Linked DNA regions of Mus musculus: region 2 is linked to region 1. Evidence: chromatin loops called from intact Hi-C (ENCODE). Cell type or tissue: left cerebral cortex. All regions are shown on one strand. Each heading gives the region's core, and the rest is flanking DNA. Links, peaks and the distances in the headings are about the cores only. Region 1 holds the start of Serinc5 (serine incorporator 5). Region 2 holds the start of Zfyve16 (zinc finger, FYVE domain containing 16).

The links. Hi-C counts contacts between places; a loop is a spot of excess contacts. Peaks named below come from ENCODE experiments on the same cell type or tissue, not always from the same donor. Only the 100,000 strongest peaks of a DNase experiment are listed, where the experiment ranks them.
Region 2: a loop joins it to region 1, with 2.2 times the contacts of the local background. A loop is called at or near these places in 5 of 42 quality-filtered maps.

What each region holds. Positions count from the first base shown.
Region 1 is chr13:92,609,479-92,612,385 of GRCm38, reverse strand. Serinc5 (serine incorporator 5) reads right to left here and starts at 1,248. Exons shown (of 12, transcript NM_172588.2): 1 at 1,099-1,248. The coding sequence starts at 1,125. In left cerebral cortex, for the core only: CTCF peaks have their summits at 1,421 and 1,622; DNase peaks (open chromatin) are centred at 733, 1,353 and 2,363; H3K4me3 peaks cover 2,469 bases; H3K27ac peaks cover 2,490 bases.
Region 2 is chr13:92,529,023-92,531,929 of GRCm38, reverse strand. Zfyve16 (zinc finger, FYVE domain containing 16) reads left to right here and starts at 1,120. Exons shown (of 18, transcript NM_173392.4): 1 at 1,120-1,231. In left cerebral cortex, for the core only: no CTCF peak of the experiment used is centred there; a DNase peak (open chromatin) is centred at 1,051; H3K4me3 peaks cover 1,988 bases; H3K27ac peaks cover 1,336 bases.

The DNA.
Region 1 (2,907 bases), core at 284-2,783:
AACAATCTTTTCTGCCCCTCTTGGTCTAAAAAGCCTGAATGGGTCATATTCCTTCGTCCTTCCTTTCCAGACATTGAGGGGACGGGCATCATTTTACTCAAACCAAAAAGCCCCACTTTCCTCATTTCTGAAAAATGCCAGCTTGACATACAGGGCCACCTCTAAGAGGACAGGACTACTATAGGCCACTAAACCTGATGGGTCCAGAGACACAGCTTAACCCCCTACAGCACGTACAGCTGGCTCCCATTGTCCTGACGTTCAAAGTAAACAAGACCAGTCCTGCACCTGAATGCCCACCCACCGCGATCAGATTCGAGGTTTTGTTTTTGTTTTTTATAACCCCTTAAAACCTAACAAAAAGACAACATGGGAGAAAGACATCCAGATGGCTTTACCTAGTTCGCTGTTGTTTTTCTAACCCTGCAGGAAAAAAAAGGGAAATTAGCATTAAAGGGCTAAAACCTAATAATTCTCTCCAGTTAGGAGCCTCCTATGGCTTGGATATCGTGAATTTAACTGGCAAGATTACAAAACAGGTTCCAGCAAGATGAGTTGCAAAGAAGGGAGCGAAGGCTCGTGCCCAGTCAGGGTTGGGTAGGGTCCGGTCGGTAAACCCATAAAGCAGGGCTGAGCCTTCCCTGTGCCTAGACTTGTGTCCGGGAGTTTGCAAATCGGATATCCAGACGTTCTCGTGAATACAGAGCCCCATGTTCTAGACCTGGAGATGCCAAACGCGGCCGCCCTGCTCGGACTGACCAGTTGTGCTCGGAGTACAGAAACAGAGATCTTGTCCAACCCCACGTTTTTCCTGGATTTATCCCACAGGCAGTGCAGTGGCAGGAGAGCTACGGAACTCAGAGCCACTACTCGAGGCTTCGACCGGAGGTGACACGTCCTGGGAACCGATGGGATCCTCAGCTCCAGACCCGCTCGCCCTGCCAGCCCGGAATCCCGGAGGCCGAACACCGAGGTCGCTGGGGTTGCCTCTCGGGCTTCCCCGCGTCCCTTCCCGCCCACAGGGTTTCCAGAACTCGAGCTTGGCTCGCGTCGGTGTCCGCGATTCTGATAACCCGCGCGGCAGCCCGCCTCGCTCACCTGGCCAGCACAGCACCGGGCAGACATCACCGCGGCCGACGACCTCGCCTCGGGGACGCTGCCCGCTGGGCCCGTCACTCGGGCCCTCTCGGCTTGGTCCGCGAGCGCGCGACTGAAGAAGCTCGTCTTGCTTCCTATCCCCGAGCCCAGCAGCCCAGCTGAGAGCCCCGTACCCTGGCCCGAAAACAACCGCCGCCAAGCCCCGCCCCACAGGCTCCGCCCTAAGACCGCCCCGAGTGTAGGTTCCGCCCCATATCCTAGGCCCCGCCCCTTGAGCGGCCCGGCGGATGGCTATGGCCCCGCCCCTTTCCGGGCAGCACAGTGGGCTTCTTCCTCTCTGGCACTTCCGCCGGAGTTAGACCAAGGGAATGCAGTCTTTACAAGCTCTCGGGTTTTACTGACCCGCCGGGTTTCGCGGCGCTCCTCCGCCCCGGATCCAGTAAACTAGATCCGCTTGCCTTTGGTAGTTAAAACCGTAGCCCTAGAGGAAGACTCCCTCCCGAATGCCCTGCGCTGGTCCCTCCACGAGGGCGCCACTGGTATGGGACTGCGATCGCCTTACTCCTCAGGCATCTACCAGATCCACGTTCGGGAAACCCCTCTGTTCCCGCACCCCCTCAGATGCCAGGTCTCCCCAGGCGCCTAGCTGTTCCACCTGCTGTTCCCGCGGAACTCTGACCGAGAGTCGATCTGGGAACCTAGGTTGGGGTCCTAGTTGCCTCTCAGCTGACCCACGTTGAAAGGAGGATTCCAACATTTGCTTGTTGGATGCCAAGGGAGTGCCAAGTTTTGCTCTCTACCTGAATCTCTTCTCACGGTTACTTCAAATGTAAAACCATTTCTGTTAGTATGATTTTTACACCAATGCCTTTTTGGTTGGAAGAGTATTTCAGATAAACATTGCTGTACCCGTGTGAGGAAAGTGACAGCGGATAAGTAACTTGAATAGCTTGCCTAAAGCCTTGGGAAGTGAAAACGCCTAGCTGACAATCCTAGCCTAGCGTCTGATCCTCAGGCACAAAACCCAGGACTTGACCTTCCCTGGACAGAGCCTTTGCCTATAGTGTCTTGGGAACTTTAGGAGATAGAAACTAAAAAAAACTGTTTTTGATAATCCGTGCTTTAGTTATTACCAACGCTGAATCTTCTGGCGTCTTAGATCCAGGAGTTTAGAGTAACACACACAACCGAGCCCTACTTGGCGGTTAAGAAAAGTTATGAAGACAGTGGCTGTAACTAAAAATAAGAAGGTGTGGGAGGAGCAACCTGCTGGGTGGCAGCCTGTAACTCAGAGCCAGGACCTCCGCAGGGCTTCACAGCGAGCTCCATTGTTTGCTGCAGGGCGGTCACTAGACTTAGAACTTCAGCCCCTGGGGAAACCGGTCTGACACCAAGAGTTTGTCTTTGTGGGAACCGACCAAGAGGTGGGGGAGGGGGGTAAACTGTCCAAACCTTTGAGCTGGAACTTACCCACTCTTTTAGGAGACCCCTCACCCAGTGTCCCAGTGTCACTGGATTAGGATCAGAGACCTCGTAGTGGACTCCTGTTTTGCTTTTGTTTGTTTGCCAGCCCTATGCAAGCACTAGCTTGAGGGTTTCTGAGTACTGATGTCACTATCCTAGAGAGAGCATGCCTCTTAAAGACCTGGAGAGATAGGGCGTGGAACTCCTTTGTACAGAACTTCCCAGCATGCATGAGTTCCTTCCCCAACATGCCAAAAATAATAAATAGTTTGTGGACATGTCAAATGTACACTAAGATACCCCCCCCCAAAAAAAAAAAGTTAGCAAAAGCCTTAACTTCCAGAG
Region 2 (2,907 bases), core at 113-2,612, 80 kb after region 1:
AATGTGGTAGACATGCTATTTTGTGAACTGATTTGCATATACTTTAAAATGTTGTTTTGTTCATTTAAAATAACTCTTATTTGTCCTTACATTGTACTATATACTTTTGCCCCTAATTTGTATGCACAAGCCACTGCTTCTGAATTGAGGTTCCAAAAAGACGACGGCCCCATTTTATCTGTGACAGTGTCCAACGTATAAAAGTGAAAATACACACTGTACTTTGTAGAATTATTCTTATATTTTTGGTTGTGAGACTAGCCTTTAACGGCTGAGCCATCTCTCCAGCCCTTGTGGAATTATTCTTAAGATTAATTAGCTAATGTAAGCGAAGCATCTCTTTTGCATTGTCTGTCAAAGAACAGGCCAGTCACCTTACACAACCAAAAGTTTTGCTCTTGGCAAAAATCAGAGTTTAGAAGGGGAACCAGAAGTAGAGATGCAGAATCTCTGAAAGATAAACTACAGTTGCCAATTACTGAATTGAGGACCTGAGCTCTGACTGTGAAGTCTCTTGAGTACAAATCACAGCAGCGATAACGCTTGTAATCTCTCGAAAGCCTAGGCGAGCCAGCAGTCCCCAAGCTGGTCCGGATACTAATTTTCTCTTCGCTCTCTTTGAATTTTAGAAAACTCGTGGTGAAAATGCGAAGGCCGAAGCAGAGAGCGCGCGCGAGGCATCGGGCATCTCCTTCCGAGAGGGTAGCTGGCTTCTGGTTTTAGACAGCAGCCGCTCTGGAGGCTACAGAGGGTTGGAAATGCAGAAGTACAGCCAGAAGTGCAGGGCGGCGTCGGCCAATCCGCTCACCCAAGGACCGGCATTTAGGAGCTGCCCGGAGGTGAGATACAGTGTCGGCCGCTGGATTTGGCTGGTGCAAACCGGAGTGCCGGGTCAGCTGAGCTGTGGCACTAGTCACCTCCTGAGGCCAGCAGAAGAGCGTCCTTGGAACAGCGTCCGAGCGCAGGATCCCAACGGAGTCGCCTGGCCACTTCCGGCGCGCCCGCGTGGACTGGCTCGGACCCGAGCAGCGCGCATGCGCATAGATCAAGCCTCCCGGAGGGGGCGTGGCAGCGGGAAGCATTCTCTGCGCCTGCGCCCTTCTCTGCTAGGTCGGCTGGGGACGAGCTCTAGGCTGGCGTCGCGCTGTCCTGGGTGTCGTGGCCGGGTTACTCTTCACGCCTCACTGCGGCGTCGCGTCGAGTCCCCGAGAGCTCGGCGGGGTGTGGGGAGGTAAGAGCCTCGGAGCCGCCACCGGCCTCTCCTCAGCGTACTGCGGGCGGAGGGGCGGGGCGGCCTCGGACTCGCTAGGCTGCGACGGCCCGGCCTCGCCTTCCTCCGGGACCCGCCTGCCACCCTGGGCTCTGTGCGGCCGAGATACCCGACCCCATCGCGGGCTGGGCTGGGCCGGGTCGGGCCGCACTGGATCCCGCGAGTCCCCGCGGCGCCTGTTGTCGCCGCCTCCTCCGTTTCACTGATGCCTCAGTGTTCGCTCGCTGTCTTTGGTGCCTCTGAAGAGATGACCTTAACTTTTAACAGTTAACCTGTTTGTGCGACCGTGATTGCAATTTGTTACATTCCAGACTCATGTTCTTGGTTAGCCATGTCAGAAAACCAGCCCGTAAATTTAAATATTAACTTCATCTTTTAATTCAAAGAATAAGTTGGTGATGTCATCCGGTTCCGTCACTTACTCGGCTGAGTTTGGCATTTCTCGAGTTGGCAAAAGTTTAGTGGTTTGATCGTGTCTGTCCGATTTTTCACATAACTTCTTTTTTCCCCCTTCTCTTTGATATTAAACTACACATTTAGTGGCAAGCTATTTAAAAATTAGAGGAGGGAATTAGGAATGAGCTAGTCACCATTCCACCGTGCAAAAGTAACCAGCCGCTTACCATTTTGACATTTTTCTTTGTCCTTTTTTTTTTTTTTTTTTTTTTTTTTTGGCCCCTGTTGCATTTTAAACTTAAAATGATAAGAGTGTTGCTCACCTTTCCCATGTTTTTAAAAGCTGTACACATATACCCATTACATTTTTTTACTATACACATAATAATATGAGCAAAAACAATCTTTTGAAGTAGCTACCTTACAAATAAAACTAATTTTTTTGTCCCCAGTCATAATGCCAATTACACATAGTATCCTATATGGTTGAAGATAATGACAATTGAAAAATATTCAAGAAAATGTAATTGTTAATGCAGAATATTTACCATTTTGAAAATTAAAACTCTGGAAATTCTTTTTTTTCTTCACATATTCACTTAAAAATAGTCATACAATGAAGCAAATACTTTATTATATTAAAAAATCTTGGTTGTTTTTAAATTCTAATTCTAATGTACATTGAACATTTTCTTCATGATCATATTACTGTCTTTCACAATTTTATACCCCTTACAGTCTAGTGTCCAACTGCCTTCTAATATATTTTTATTATTTTTATATTGTTAGAATATTTTATATCATTTTTAAGGAAAATAATAAAATTATCTCCTTTTCTCTTTTTAAGTAAAATGTAGAGAGACATAATTTAGCTTTGAAAGGCTTACATAATCCCTACACTAGATTTAGTTTAGTACTTGTTCCTCCGTATTTTCCCCCTTGCTAATACTATTTTAACAATTTTTGTGGAAAATGGATTTATGTTGTACAGAGTTTTGTGATTTTCTTTCTTTCAGCGTTGTGTATTGGATAGTTCTACAGAAGTATGTGTAACCCAGGTCATAGCTTTATGCACACAGGTTTAGGGATCATTAGTTGTTTCATGTCAGGCTTCTATATTCTTCTGTATCTTTTCCTAGGTCGCTTCCATTCACAGTGGTGCATTACTGATTTACAAATCTTTATCTCAGAATCCTCTCTGTATTCCAGGTTCTTACATTCAACAGTGTCTTGGACATCTT